Linked DNA regions of Mus musculus: regions 1 and 2 are each linked to region 3. The links are chromatin loops, found by intact Hi-C in ENCODE. Cell type or tissue: left cerebral cortex. All regions are shown on one strand. Region 1 overlaps Sort1 (sortilin 1). Region 2 overlaps Psrc1 (proline/serine-rich coiled-coil 1). Region 3 holds the start of Sort1 (sortilin 1).

Region 1 (5,000 bases), 74 kb after region 3:
TAAATTATCTTCTTTCCACCCCTTCTTCATTTCCTTTTTCTCCTCTTCTCTATTTTTATGTGTGGTGTGTGTTTGTGTGTGGGGTGTGTGTGTGTGTGGTATGCATATATGTGGTATGTATGTATAGTATGTATGTATATAGTGTGTTTATATGTTGTGTGTGTGTAGTATATGTATGTAATGTTCTTGTACCTTAATATAGACATTTACATGTGTGTGATGTTTATATGTGGTGTGTGTGGTATAGATATATAATGTGGGGTGTGTATGTATGTATGTAGTATGTGTATGTATAGTATGTGTGATGCTTCTTGCACATTAATACAGATATCTATCATGTGTATGTTATGTGTGTAGTATGTGGGAGGGTGTGTGTATGGTGTGTGTGTGATGCTTCTGGCACATTAACTAACATAGTTTTTTATCATGTATATGTATATGATGTATAGTAAATGTTGTTTGTGTGTGGTATATATGTGTTGCTTCTTGCATAGTAAGACATTGTGTATGTGTGATGTGTGGTGTATGCATGTTTGTATGTTGTATGTGTGTGTGTGGTGTGTATATGTGGTGATGTGTGTGTGGTATTTATGTGTGAGTTGCTTCTTGCACACTAACTAATACAGACATTTATCATATCTTATCTACTGCTTGGCTTAGCCTTGGAGTTGCTCTTTGGCTTCTCTGCTGCTGTGTGGAGATCCTGGTTTGCTCACAGGCATCTCCTAGTCTTCGTTATCAACAGCCGGCCTCTGCCTGACATTACTGCTGCTTCCAATTTGTCCTTTTGGGATTTTGGGAAACTTTCATAAACTTGCTTCTTTGAGGCTCTGTATACTTCACAGCCTATGAGACAGGATGGCTGGAACTCCTGCAAAGCAGTGGTCGGGTGCACCCCAGACAAGAACCCCTGGCTACTGTCTCTGTGCCTTCCTCCAGACACCAACACAGTCACTGTCAGCCTCTGACCAAGCTCTTCTGCCTTTCAGGTACCGGAAAATCCCAGGAGACAAATGCCAAGGTGGGATGAATCCCGCCAGAGAAGTAAAAGACTTGAAAAAGAAATGCACAAGCAACTTCTTGAACCCCACAAAGCAGGTATGTTGAAAACAAACCTAGGTTCTGGGTGTAGGCGGGATTTCACATTCTGTCAGGAAGAACCAAAGTTACACTTAGGAATCAATACAGGATGGCCACAGTGTCCTGCAGAGCTTTGCAGGGGAAGCTGTCAGGATGCAGGACCCATCACATGCCACACCCCAGTGACAGGCTCATCCTGCTAAGAACTGGTCTGTGTTTGGGAGAAAATGGTATTATGTAAAGTTATAAAAGTTTTAGCAGCATGGAGTTAAAGAGTTTCTGAGGCCCAGAGTCATTCAGAAGAAAAGATTTAAGAGTTGTGCTCAGTGAGTGACAGAGTAGGGCACTGTGGCTCAGTAGGTAGAGCATTTGCCTAGCATACGTAAGGCCCTGGCTTCAATCCTTAGTAACACGTGGGCAACCATGTACACCTGCAACTCAAACACTTGGGAGCTGAGGCAGGAGGATCAGAACATGGCTACACAGCTAGTTTAAAGTCAGCCTGGGACACATGAGACACCATCTCCAAAACAAACAATTGGGGAGAGAGAGATGACTCGGCATTCTGTCCCTGCACAGGACCCCAGTGTGGATTAGAGCATCCATGCCAGGCCACTCACAACTGCAGCTCCCAAGGATGTAACACTGTCTTCTGGATACTGTGGGCACTGCACTCGAAGGTGCACACGCACTCATGCACACTTGACACACACACAACTTACAAACAAAAATAAATATTTAAAAACAAAAGAACTTCTAGAAAAATATAACAGAAGAATAAGACCATAAAGGGCCATGGACTGGAGATTCGCACACACGCAGGAGAGCCCTGCACTGTAGGTAGTGACTTTTGTGCTGATGCATGCCAAGTGTGCTAGAACAAAAGCTGAGCTATGATCATAATGGACCGTCTCACGTCAAATCATAGGAAGAGTGGTGCCCATCTGTCTGGTGGAGCTCTACAGATGAGGTAACTGTTAGGGAGACCTCCTCATTAAGCATCGCAGGGCCAGCAATGACTTGGGAGATAACCTGAGGGCCCATCTTCCTAATGCCTGACAGTCCCAGCACCTCATCCCTGCTGTTCAAAGGGAGGAGACACTGACAGGGGAGGGACCCTGAAGGCAATGAGGGAAGAGTGTGTGGGTGTGTGTATTGGTAAGGGGAGGCAGTTCCCCCTTCTCTGCACCCCTGCCCTGGACTGCTGGTGGCTGTCCTCAGAGTGTTTGTGTGTGTATGATTGCACAGGACTCCCGCCCACAGGGACACAGCTTGTCCCAGAATCCAGCTCCGCCTCCTCTTGGATACACTGAAAACACACACTTCCTATCTCCTACCCAGAAGCAGGTAGGTTACACGAAAACAATGATCTGATAAGGCTTATCTGTAAAAACATGCCAAAAGGTAGTAACAACTGAGATCTTCGTGTCATATAGTGGCCTTCCTGGAACAGCATCGGCACACGTCTTCAAAGAGGGTAGTCTAGTAATAGACCCATTCAACACCCCATTCTCTCAGCCTCCTCCTGCTCCACCCATAACCTCTAGGAGTTGTAAATGAGGGACAGGGAACAGGTGACCAAAGCGATCTTCTAGGCATGTCCAACCTGTCGCCCCAGGCCTACATACAACCAAGAATAGCTATAAAGGCGGACTGACACAAATTTGTACACTTATTTAAAACATGAATTCTTCATGCGATTTTTTTTCCCGTAACTCAATTGAGCAGTTCTCAAGCATGAACTTTATAGATGACAGCATCACGTTGCAATGTGAAAAGGTTGGACATGCCTGCTTTGAGGCAGTGGCCAAGGCTTCCACTGTGACTTTGACATTGAAGGCCCTGCACTACAGCTTCCAGGCTGGTGTTCAGATTCCCCTATGCTGGTGTGCTAGCCCCGTCATCTGGGGGGTGGAGATGTACCCTGGCTAAGTGTGTTGGACCATATGAGCGCAACCATAGACTCTGCACGCCTAACTCCTGTTCTGTTTGTTTTAATTTATCAAGAATTCCAAGTCAAATTCTGTCCCTATTATCCTGGCCATCGTGGGACTGATGCTTGTCACAGTCGTAGCAGGAGTCCTCATTGTGAAGAAATATGTCTGTGGCGGAAGGTAAGAAGTGCGGAAGTGGGTCAGAGCTACCAAATCCAAACCAAAAGCCACCCCAGCCCATGTGGTCCAGTTTTCTTGGCGGACACTAAGGAGTTAATGATAACCCTGAAGATCAGGTCTAAATTGTGTATTGTCTATCTGCATGCAGTGCGGCCATGAGTGTGGAAAACTGAGGAAATTCCATACTATAACAAATGCTCCCTCTTCAGCTCGGGAACTAAGCAGGGTCCCCTCTACAGGTTCCTGGTGCACCGGTACTCGGTGCTACAGCAGCACGCAGAGGCTGACGGCGTAGAGGCTTTGGATTCAACCTCCCACGCTAAAAGCGGATATCACGACGACTCAGATGAGGTGAGGCGCTTTCTTCTTGAGGAATTATCCAAATTTTTTAAGTCTTTTTATTTTTTAATCTGTTTGTTTTTTGAGACAGGGTTTGTCTAACCTTGGCTGTCTTAGGACGAGCTCTAGGTCTAGTAGATCAAGCTGCCCTCGAACTCACCAAGGCCTGTGTCTGCCTCTCAAGTGCTGGGAATAAAGTCTTAAAAAGAGTTCCTTTTATACTTCTGATCAAGACAGTCTCCAGAAAGATGGCGCAGGGATTAAAAGTACTTGCCACTCTGGCAACCCAGGTTTCATTCTCTGCGAAGACATGATGGCTCACCACTCACTAGAACTCTGGTTCCAGGGAATCCAATGCCCTCTTCTGGCCTCCCATACATATATAATGAAAATAAGTAAATCTATTTTAAGTTAAAAAAAAATACACCTGGGACCAAGTTATGCATGAGCCCAAAGCAGCACTGGAGTGACAAGAGGCGCAGAGCAAGCAGGTGATTGCTTTCAAACTAGCTTCCTAACTTGTCAATAACGCGCACGTGTCTTTCTTTTCAGGACCTCCTGGAATAGCTCTTCAGAGGAGCTGGGACTGCGTGTGCGTGGAGCCACAGTACCTCCTACACTCCCTGAGGCTCCGACTTGGGGAAATAAATTTCCCACCTCGTCGGCCCCAGCTCTGTTTCTGCCACTCCTGTCCAAGCCCAAAGGACCTACACTAAAGAAAGCAGGATGGGGGTGGGGGACCCCGACTGACCTCACAGTTGGCTCTGAGGAGAGGGGGGAAATTTTAAATTCTTTAACATTTTTGTTTCAATTTCTGTCTTTTGTAAGACTGTGGGCTTTAGGCTTCTCTTGGTTTGTTTTGTGCATTAAGGGACATAACTTGGGACTCAAAGGGATTGTTTCGCTGACCCCGCTCTTGTGTGTTCCCTCTGGTGCCCACCCCAGGGCATCTGCCAACTCCAGCATCAACTCAACTCCCACCGCATACCTGGTGCTGTCCCTGGGCTCTGCTGGTCATGTGAGGCAGCCTCGGAGAAGGAAGCAGAGGGTGTAATGACTGGCACACCTGGACAGCTTTTCTCCATCCGCAGACAGCCCTGTTCAGAGAGTACCGAGCACCAGCCCTGTGCGGCTTCCTCATCCCCACCTCACCCCCAACCACTACTGTAGGGCACAATGACTTTTCTTTTCCCGTTTAATTAGGCAATACCCTTGTTAATTGCCCGTTGGCAACTAACTTAATCATGTGCTTCCAACACACTAAATAGGGAAAACTTACAGGGCAATATTTTTAACTTGTGGCAAGAGGGAGGCAGAGAATTGACTAGCTCTGACACCTATTAAAGACAAAACTGGCTGCTTCTGAGCTCTTTCAGGCTGTACTTTGTGCTGTGCCAGTGGCTCTGCCCAGGCTCCGCCATCCCTTTACTGGAGTTCATTGGTCAGTGCACAGTGCAGCCACAGGAC
Region 2 (5,000 bases), 110 kb after region 3:
GGAGTCTACCACCTGGAAAAGGTGCCCTAGCTCCAGATTCTCTCTCAACTCAGAAAGGGCATCCAAGCGCCATAGGGCACAGAGGTAAGATAGAGTGGACAAATGGTCAGGCTTAGCATGGTGGCACATTTCTGTAGTCTCAGCACTCAGAGGGTAGACACCAGAGAATAAGACGCTCAAGGCCAGCCTTAGCTATATAAAACCATGTCTCAGGAGAAAAAGAAAAACAAAATAGAGTCGGGCAGTGGTGGCGCACGCCTTTGATCCCAGCACTTGGGAGGCAGAGGCAGGCAGATTTCTGGGTTCAAGACCAGCCTGGTCTACAGAGTGAGTTCCAGGACAACCATAGCTATTATGGGGAGATCCTGTCTCAAAAACCAAAGAAACAAAACAAAAACAGAGAACCTTAGATAGAAGAATGTCTGCAGTGACACGGCTTGATCTTCCCCCACTACAGCTGTAACTGCTGTTAACACTACTTTCACGTAGTGTTAAGGAGGGAATGCCTTGCTTTCTACGTGGCTCATGGTTTTACCTTGGTCAGGAAACACATACCTTCATCCAGTCTTTCTGATGACGTCAGCTGAGCTTCGTTCTAACTCATCTCTTGTTAATTTCCATCAAGCCTCTGTTTCCCAGAAAACAAACCTTCCAACCACCAGTGCGGCTCGAGGCAGGACCACCAGTGCCGCTCGAGGCAGGGCGCAGCCCCTCAGGAAAGCTGCAGTCCCTGGACCGACTAGGTAAAACTGGTCCCTCTGTTCTCATCACCTGGGCTTCCAAGCTGCGGTGCACACAGCATCCTCGAATTCTGTGTTGAGTGGGGAGGAGAGGGGTGAGGGGTGCTACTCTCCCATCCTGAGGGGGTGTGAGTTTGGCTGGGTACCAGACAGGCTCCGGAGGAAGAAGGTTTTTTTAAAGCACCCCCCCCCCCCTCTTCTTTCAGGTAAGAAGAGCACGTCAGCAAACAAAGACTCAATAGCAAGCCACTACCATCTTAGCCATCAAAGTCTGGACTCTCCTCTGCCAGTGGTCCCTAACTCCAGTAGCTCTGTGCCCAGAGATGGGAGGAAGAGATGCCTCCAGGGCTGACCTCTGAAGTAGAGACTATGGGGGATCGGGTGCCTTGAGCTTGAGGGGACTCAACCCCACCCTACCCTGCCCTGAAAGAAGAAGAGAGGGGCAGAGGTCATCTGCCCGTGGAGAAACTCACAAACAAAATAATAAATGCAGGCAGAGTGACCTATCTGTCTCCTTCCATCTTGTGGTCAGGACTAGAGAGCTTGATCTTCTACCACGGTTCACTGGCCATTCCCATATGAGCGGCCTTAGGAGCCCGCCGGCTCAGTTCTCTATGACATGTCTTCCTGACTGGATACTGGTCTGTTTGGAAAGGCCAGGAGGACAGCTGATGTACAGAACTTGTTTCCTATGAATTCTTTGACTTCTCACAGGTCAATCAGTTATAAGCTTACTCACATCTTCATATTTTTTCTTAAATAAATGAATTAAAAAAATTTTTTTCTGTATATCTGAAAGTAGATTTTAACAGTTTTAAAATAAACGTCTGTGTAATTCTAGTGAGCTCTCAGACATAGGCCCTAGGGATTTGAACCTCCAGCTCCTGCAGCCGTGACTAGTCCCTTGGTGCCGGTCAATTCCAATCAAGTCTCCTTTCTCCTTTCAGTGTTTACAGATAGTCCAGATCAAAGTTGACTGAGGTTTCACCTACAGCGCCTGAGGCTGTTATGGTAGGAACTAAGTCTACTGTTACTCCTTAGACTTAACTATTATTTGACAAGACAATGGAACCCCTTAGGGGATAGAGGCCCTTTGTTGGTGTTGCTTCTGAGGTTGCCTCTACCTCACTTCATTAGGGTTGCCTGTGCTCTCTCTCTGCTCCTCTGCTGGATCCGAGGGCTGGCATCACAATTTAGTAACTCTGACTGTGCCCTTGTGTTATAGCTTGTCTGGTGGAACACTGCAGAATGGACACATGGTAGTGAGTACTCACTGAAAACAGAATAAGGTTTTAACAAGCCCAGCTTAGGATCCGATTTGTAGCCTTTGACTCCTGCAGTCAGAACTAAATCAGTCCTTTATGAAGAAGAAACTTCCCTAAAGGCAACTGAGCATAAAGGAGAAAGGGTGGCCCGCTACTGTGTCCAAAAGTGCTCTTAGGCCTTCAGCGCTCCTCCCCTATCCCCACATCCAGGGGCCCTCCATAGCATTTCCTTATGGCTGTCCGTAAGATTAATTTAATAACACCTATAAATACACGGGGACTATACACAGTGGTGGCTGCCTCTACATTCCAGCCTCTACAGCCACTGAAATTCTCAGAGCTGACACGCGGGAGGGAGCAGATAACACAGATGTCATGGGTTCTGATTTGAAGAAATACGGTACAAGGCAAGAAAGTCTCAGGTGTGTTTCCCAGATTCCAGCCTATCTCCCCTCAAACAGCCTGGCTCAGGGGGAGGTCTTCTGGGTGGGCTATAGTGAGGTCAAGCTTACCAACCAGCCAGTAGCTGAGTCCCCTTGATCTCCTGGGGTCTTCCAGGCTTGCTTGTCCTGGGCCTCCATCCCAGTGAATAAGTCTGCACAGAGCTCAGGAAACAGAAGTTGCTGGCAACTTCTAACTGGCGTCTGCAGTAGCAGCCAAGCCTAAGAACACACACCTCGGCATGGCCAGTAGGTGGCAGGTTTGTTCCGTTTTGGTTGGTTGGTTTTGTTTGGTTTTGGAACCAAGCCCTTGTGGGTGGGGAAGCAAAGCCAGCCACAAGCCCTTGTGTTGCTGCCACCTGGTGGCTGGAGCCGGCAAAGCATTTTCTCTCACTGGGTCAATCTTGAGTTTCTGCCTCCACCCAATAGGGCTCGCTGACTCCAAACCTGCCGAACTCACTTGGTGGTAGTGCTTACCTGCCACAGCTGCCCTTCTTGTTTAGCTACCTGCTTGCCGCCTCCTCCCTGGCTTAGATTTCTAATTTTCTCTCCGTCCTCCACACCTCTTCCACTCCACAAGCAACAACAGGAGAAGCCAGTGTTTATTGGCCTCTTGCTATGCACTGTGAAAAGTTGTAAGCACTTTGCATGTGTTAAGTTATTTAATCCTCCTAAAAGCTCAATTAGGCAGCTGCTGTTACCACTGCCCTCATTTTGTAGACAGAGAACCAAGGCGCAAACAAATCAGGCTGCTGCTTGAGGTTCCAGGGTTGGTTCATTATATCCTCATTTGTTGGATGGAGCTTTCAAAAACAAAAATTAGGACTAGAAGTAGTGTCACCAAATACATACTTATTCCCAGAATGAGTGTATGCTTTATTCCCCCAAGAAAACAGACAGACAGACAGACAGCCCACAATAGCCAGGTGGTGGTGGCACACACCTTTAATCCCAGCACTTGGGAGGCAGAGGCAGACAGATCTCTGAGCTCGAGGCCAGCCTGATCTATTGAATGAGTTCCAGCCAGGGCTATACAGAGAAACCCTTACCAAAAAAAAAAAAAAAAAAAAAAAAAAAAAAAAAAAAAAAAAAGAAAAAGAAAAAGAAAAAGAAAAAGAAAGAAAAGAGAAAAGAAAAAAGCCCCAGAAACTCCCACTCCACTTCTTCCTATCTACCGAATTCTGCCTTAGAAAACGTGTTTGTCTGGGACTCAGGCTGAGAACCGGCCTGATTTGTGTAGCCTCTCCACCCCCTCCATCCTCTCCATCCTCCCCATCCTCCCCAGCCTCCCCAGCCTCTCCATCCTCCCCAGCCTCTCCATTCTCCCCAGCCTCCCCAGCCTCTCCAGCCTCCCCATCCTCCCCAGCCTCTCCATCCTCCCCAGCCTCTCCAGCCTCTCCATCCTCCCCAGCCTCTCCATCCTCCCCAGCCTCTCCATCCTCCCCAGCCTCTCCATCCTCCCCAGCCTCTCCAGCCTCCCCAGCCTCTCCAGCCTCTCCAGCCTCCCCAGCCTCTCCAGCCTCTCCAGCCTCCCCAGCCTCTCTAGCCTCTCCAGCCTCCCCAGTCTCCCCAGCCTCTCTAGCGGTACAAGCTTATATCCTAGGGGAAAACAATATCCACCTATCTTCCTTCTCTCCCTTCCAACCGCCAGACTCAGCGCTCTGTGCTGTTGCGGCTTTAGTCTCTCTGTCCTCAGGATCGTCAAGGTTCTACCTACCCTGTTTCCCACAATCCAGGCCTCAACCCAGGCTGCTTTACAGAAGCCAGCGATGACATGGCTCCTGCACAGAACTAGTTTATTCAGTAGTATGGGGGGGGAAAAAAAAACAAAAACAAAAACAAAACTCTACCATATTTACAGCGACAATCAAACTGTACAATCTGATGGTTAGTATCAAGTTAGCATCCAGCATCTTTGTATTTTTTTTTAAGTCAAGTCATCAGTAGTTAAAAAAAAATATATCCAGTTAAATTTTTAACCCTTTACAGGAATTGCTGAGGGGAAGAGGGCAGAGGGCAGGTGAGAATCCATGGCAGAAAAGCCAGCGGCCAGCCTTCCAAATGAGAGACAGGGACATCTTTCCTGCCTCCTCGAGCCTTTATTCTACACCTGCTCTAGAAGGGAAGTCAGTGACAAGTCTGGAATACATGCTCAGAGGAGAGGGGGACTCAAATGAACGGTGGTTGCAAAAACCCGAGGAGAGCAAATGGAGCGAGAGGAAGGATGGTAGGCCCCAAATCCAGGGCTGCCAGGGACTCACCCAGCCTGCAATGGGCACATGAGACCCCCTGGGGACCAGACACAAACCCATCCCAACACACACACACACACACACAAAAAAAAAACCCAAATAAATAAAAAATATATTAACTCTCTCTTCGCAGGGAGCTGGGGTCAAGTAGGGGGACAATGGGGACCAAGGACCTGGTTCTTTGAAGAAGAGAGCCAATTCCAGGAAGGGGTTAAAAATAGAACATGTCTCAGAGGCCACAGCAGGTCAGACAAAAAAAAATGGCATTTGTCTGATTTGGCGGGGAGGGGGTGAGTGGACAGC
Region 3 (5,000 bases):
ACTTTAAGAAGTAACAATGATGTCAGTTTGACTGTTACATGGTGGATTAACCTTAAAATAGAAAAATTGGTTAATAAGAATTTTTATTTTTGAGTCAGAGTTATTTTAGGGACCTGCTGGCTGTAAAGGATATCCTAGGACAGCAGATCCCTTAGTTCCTAATAAACAGCTGCCTCACTAACACTTCTGACCGAGCTAGGGCCATCGGCAAGGAGCCCAGCCAAGCTTATTAACCCCTTTCTGTTTCTCTGCAGCTAGCCACGGTGCAGCCTGGTCAGAATTTCCACATGTTCACAAAGGAAGAACTGGAGGAGGTGATCAAGGACATTTAAGAAGGAGCCGTCCTCGAACTTCTGTGGGACACTTTCAGTTCTAATTGCCCTTAGACTTTATTTCCAGCTCTTATGTCATGGAAAATATCCAGTATATGTGTGTGTGTTTTTTTATGAAGTCTGTACATAACAGCAATTCTGAAATAAAAAAATTTAAAAATATTTGTTAATAGTCTGTGATCTTATAATTTTAAATGTTTATGTTGGTAGGCAAAGATGATAGTAATTAATGCCCTTCATACCTTTCCTGTGAGCATGACTGTCCTAACTAAACACATTGTGGTGGTTCTCTGCAACTCAGACAGCTGTAGCCTGAGATACTGGACGATTAATTCAGACTAGTCCAGCTCCTCCCAAGTGATTAGTAGATGTTAATACGACTGGAAATCCATTTTAAGTCTTTGAGTGGGTTGGTGTTGTTGGTTAGTTGGTTGGTTGGTTGGTTGGTTAGTTGGTTGGTTGGTTGGTTGGTTGGTTTTTGAGAAAGAGTTTCTCTGTGTAGCCCTAACTATCCTGGAACTAGCTCTGTAGCCTAGGCTGGCCTTGAACTCAGAGATCTGCCTCCCGAATGCTGGGACTAGAGGTGTGCACCAGCACTGCCTGGCCCTTGAGTGTCTCTTAAGGAAACATACACTCTTGCTTCCTTTATATGAGAACACTGCTCATTGACCATCAAAAGACTCCTGGGGCTACTTCTTTGTGTCTTAATGGACAGTCTGGGAAGAGTACCCTTTTTATGAAGTTAAGAGCTGCAAAAAAACTTAGAAAGGGGACTTAAAAAAAAAAAAAAAAAAAAAGAAATGGCCTTGGTTTTGATCTCAGTTGCAATGAGAGTTACATACCTAAGCTGTATAAGAGAATTGTAAAATTCAGAAGGAGTTTCTGTTGGACTTTGGAATGCACTATAAACTGGAGCTGTTCCCATATGGCTGCGACTCATAGTCATTCCATTTGAACCTCCTAACACTCCTAACAGATAAAGAGCTAGGTCATTGGACATAGAAAATTAAGTTGTTGCTGGAGAGATGGCTCAGTGGTTAAGAGCATTTACTGCTCCTCCAGAGGACCCAGGTGTGGTTCTTAGCACCCACATGGCAACTCACCATCATCTATAACTCCAGTGGCAGGGATGCACTCTCTCCTGGCCTCCTCAGACACCAGGCATACACCTGCTATGTAGACATGAAGACAATATCCACAGGAGTTTTAAAAATTAAAAATTGTTTTAAATTAGCAAAAACCTGTTGGGACTTGATCTCAAGATTTTCAAGGTTTCAGATCACCAAGTCTTGAGTAACCAGCAAGTCTCAACAGCAATTTGAGATGTGGTTTGCATTGGCTGAAGCATGGCTAGTCCTCTAGTCAATTGCGGTTCATTTGATGGCTTAGGAATTATTTGCTGGGCTTTGTGTAATCTTTCATTAGGAAATTGTACTCTGATACTAAATAGTAGTAATATGGTAGCTGATTTCATACAAAATTCAGTGTAGTGAAAAGTAGCGTGTGCTGAAACACATTTGAAAACATCAGTTCAGCAAAGGAAGAAGTTTTGCCCACACATACAATGAAAGCAACTTGGGTTTATTTTCAACATTCTGCAGATTTCTACTGATGTTAATCCTGTTATGATGTTAATCCTGTATCATGTGAGATTTAGCCCCTGGAATCTTGTATCAACTTAGTCATTGTCTTACGGTTTCACTGCTGTAAAGAGACACTATGACCAAGGCAACTCTTATAAGGACATTTAATCAGGGTTGACTTATAGGTTCAGAGGTTCGAGCATGGCAGCATCCAGACAGGCATGGTGCAGGAGGCCTTTATCTGAAGGCCACTAGAGAAGACTGACTTCAAGGCAGCTAGGATGAGGTCTTAAAGCCTACACCCACAATGACACACTCCAAGGCCACATCTCCTAACAGTGCCACTCTCTGGCCCAAGCATATTCTAACCACCAGTCATTTAAGAATTTTATTGGGAAGCTGTCATAGCTGTGAAAGGTCATCTGTAGTCTCCCACAGTCTAAGAAAAGTACCTCTAGTGGGAAAAAGAGGCAATCATCTCTAATGTGTATGAGTGAGTGTGTGTGTGTGTGTGTGCGCGCGCGCACGCACATGTACCCAAGTATATATGAGGAGCCTGAGGAGGTCAGAAGAATGCATTGGATCCCCTGGAACTGGAGTTACAGGTGGTTGTGAGCTGCCACGTGGGTGCTGGGATCTAAACCCAGGTATCCTGTAAGCTCTTAACTGCTGAGCCGTTGCTCCAGGTCCAGTACTGCTTTTAACACTATAGATTAATGCAGATGTGGAAAAGAATACGTTGCTTTGAAGAGGTGTGTCACTCAAGAATATACAGAGAAAAAAGCGAAGGGAAAACATAGTGTAGCCCTCCAGCTTACAGTCCCTCCTATTGCTAAGGCAGGATGTCTGTATAACTGAGAACAGTAAGTATCATTATCTGCTATAATTACAATGTGAATAATTCAAAGAGATGGTTACTTTTCTTTAAATGTTGTGTTCAAGAAATGATCTTACATACAAAAAGGTATAGCTTTGTGATAATTACTTCATATTGATATTTTTGCTTGGGAGGCTGGTGAAGGAGGATCAAAGACTCTAAGCCACCCTGGGCTACAAAAAAAGACTCCCCAGTTCAACAAACTGACAAAATCTAAACGTTAATGGAACTAAATAGCTAAAAGATGTATCTGGTAGTTTCTCCAGCAGGTAGCACTGTTGAGTTAGCTTTCTTCTTTCCCCATAGTAAGACAATAGACCATTCATCTTTGTCACCCAAACAAAGAAATATTCCTTTGTAGCCCCCTTTTTCCCCTCCGTAACTGGTCACATGCTACTGTAACTGACTGCCTTGTGATCTAATCCATACTTGACACGAATTAAAAATAAGTTGTGCTTAAAAATAAATAATGTGGCGTTTATATTTCTGGAAAGAAAACACACTCATCAGTTTTTATCTTGTTCAGTGGCTCAGAAACTGGAGGGCTTTTCTGTTGATTTGCCATCCTGTTCCGCTTTCCAGAGCTTCACAGCTCCCTTCTTACTGTGGTTTTGGGGAGAGGAAAAACTCCCGAGTACGTAAATAGTTTTGTTTGTACTATTCCGTGTGCATACTCGGGTAGGCCTGCCGTTTGAGTTTACTGTTAAAGTTAAAAGTAACTTCCAATGGCTTCCACTCTGGTATAACATTTTGCATACTTTGTATCTTTTTATCTGGCTTCCTGAGTTCCGACTGAACAACTTGAAATGTTGGGAAGAGGTGGAGTGAAGTTAAGGATTTAGAACTGGTTTTACCAGCACTGCATGTTCTAAAAGTTGTGTGAGCAGCTTCTGCGGTGTAGGGAACAGTGGGGAGGTTATTTGCTGGAGGTGGGTATTCATTTAGGAGGCATCATATTCAGTGAGGGAATTGGTGTGATGCACTTACTGCAGGGCTAAGGGTGCTTTAGGTAACTAAAATCAGAATGTGACTGTACTAAAATGATAATATATAAAGTGGGCTTTAGGCAATTCTCTTCCCGTATACCTACACTTGGTGGCAAAGCTACCTACATTTCCAAGTCCGCAGAAGCCAAAAAGTACTTTCGCCTCTTGACTACCTCCCTGCAGATGAGGAAGGTGACTGAGGCCAAACATGTTGGAAAGACTTCTGCGGCTTCCATGAGACACGGGTGTAATGATGTTCATCTGCCCCATAGGATTTTCGCATTCACCTTCTTGGCTCCTTCAGCAGACAATGGGCGAGCCAGCGAGCCGGGGTTAAAATCCTAATGTACCAGTTTATGTCGGAGCCCCTTTTCCAACTGAGAGTAGTAGTTCAGGGATTCCCTGGCTTTCCCAGGCGCGGTTTCCACCGAAGGAAATTTTTAGGAGCGTTTGGAGGGGGGTTGGGAGGAGGGTGGAGAAGGCGGCAACGTGACCCAACCCTAACCCGAGGGTCTCCGGAAGCGCCGCCAACCTGCAGGCTGAGCGGGGAGGGGAGAGGGGTAACCCCTAGGCCAACTCCGGGAGCCCAGCCCGCAGACGCCGAGCGACGGTGGAGAATGACCTCAGCCGTCCCTGCCACGTTCCAGCCAATCAGTCCCGCATCTTGGCATCCGAATCCAGGACCCCCGAAGCCGGAGGCGACGCGAGCCAATGAGGAGTGGGCCGGGAAAGAAGGACAGGCGGCCAGCCTATTGGGGAGGAGAGGCCCGGCTGCGCGTATCCAAGCAGCGCGGGGCCGAGCTCGGGGGTGTGGCGCAGCGCCGGCGGGGGTGGGCGGGCGCGCCGGGTGGCAGGTGTCAGCGGCGTCTGCATTCGGCAGCGATGGAGCGGCCCCGGGGAGCTGCGGACGGCCTTTTGCGCTGGCCCCTCGGCCTCCTCCTGCTCCTTCAACTGCTGCCTCCTGCCGCCGTCGGCCAGGACCGGCTGGACGCGCCGCCGCCGCCCGCGCCTCCTCTGCTGCGCTGGGCCGGTCCGGTCGGGGTGAGCTGGGGGCTGCGCGCCGCCGCGCCCGGGGGCCCCGTCCCCCGCGCTGGCCGTTGGCGCCGCGGCGCGCCCGCCGAGGACCAAGACTGCGGCCGCCTCCCGGACTTCATCGCCAAGCTGACCAACAATACGCACCAGGTGAGCGCGCGAGGCCCGGGCGCCCGCCCCGGTTGGGTCG

The links. Peaks named below come from ENCODE experiments on the same cell type or tissue, not always from the same donor. Only the 100,000 strongest peaks of a DNase experiment are listed, where the experiment ranks them.
Region 1: a loop joins it to region 3, with 4 times the contacts of the local background. A loop is called at or near these places in 6 of 42 quality-filtered maps.
Region 2: a loop joins it to region 3, with 9 times the contacts of the local background. A loop is called at or near these places in 37 of 42 quality-filtered maps.

Annotation. Positions count from the first base shown.
Region 1 is chr3:108,353,144-108,358,143 of GRCm38, forward strand. It overlaps Sort1 (sortilin 1), which reads left to right. Exons shown (of 20, transcript NM_019972.3): 17 at 990-1,098; 18 at 3,088-3,194; 19 at 3,434-3,545; 20 at 4,086-5,000. The coding sequence ends at 4,100. Among named protein-coding and RNA genes, the nearest start is that of Mybphl, 9.3 kb to the right of the region's middle. In left cerebral cortex, no CTCF peak of the experiment used is centred here; DNase peaks (open chromatin) are centred at 2,352, 3,526, 4,101 and 4,583; H3K27ac peaks cover 2,561 bases.
Region 2 is chr3:108,386,653-108,391,652 of GRCm38, forward strand. Psrc1 (proline/serine-rich coiled-coil 1) reads left to right here. Exons shown (of 8, transcript NM_019976.3): 6 at 1-84; 7 at 626-743; 8 at 947-1,579. The coding sequence ends at 950. Celsr2 (cadherin, EGF LAG seven-pass G-type receptor 2) reads right to left here. Exons shown (of 34, transcript NM_017392.4): 34 at 4,196-5,000. Among named protein-coding and RNA genes, the nearest start is that of Psrc1, 5.3 kb to the left of the region's middle. In left cerebral cortex, a CTCF peak has its summit at 2,749 (motif pointing right); DNase peaks (open chromatin) are centred at 773 and 2,751; H3K27ac peaks cover 1,707 bases.
Region 3 is chr3:108,279,481-108,284,480 of GRCm38, forward strand. It overlaps Psma5 (proteasome subunit alpha 5), which reads left to right. Exons shown (of 9, transcript NM_011967.3): 9 at 255-472. The coding sequence ends at 332. Sort1 (sortilin 1) reads left to right here and starts at 4,584. Exons shown (of 20, transcript NM_019972.3): 1 at 4,584-4,960. The coding sequence starts at 4,661. In left cerebral cortex, CTCF peaks have their summits at 701 and 3,056 (motif pointing right); DNase peaks (open chromatin) are centred at 3,085, 4,038, 4,479 and 4,985; H3K4me3 peaks cover 1,380 bases; H3K27ac peaks cover 1,892 bases.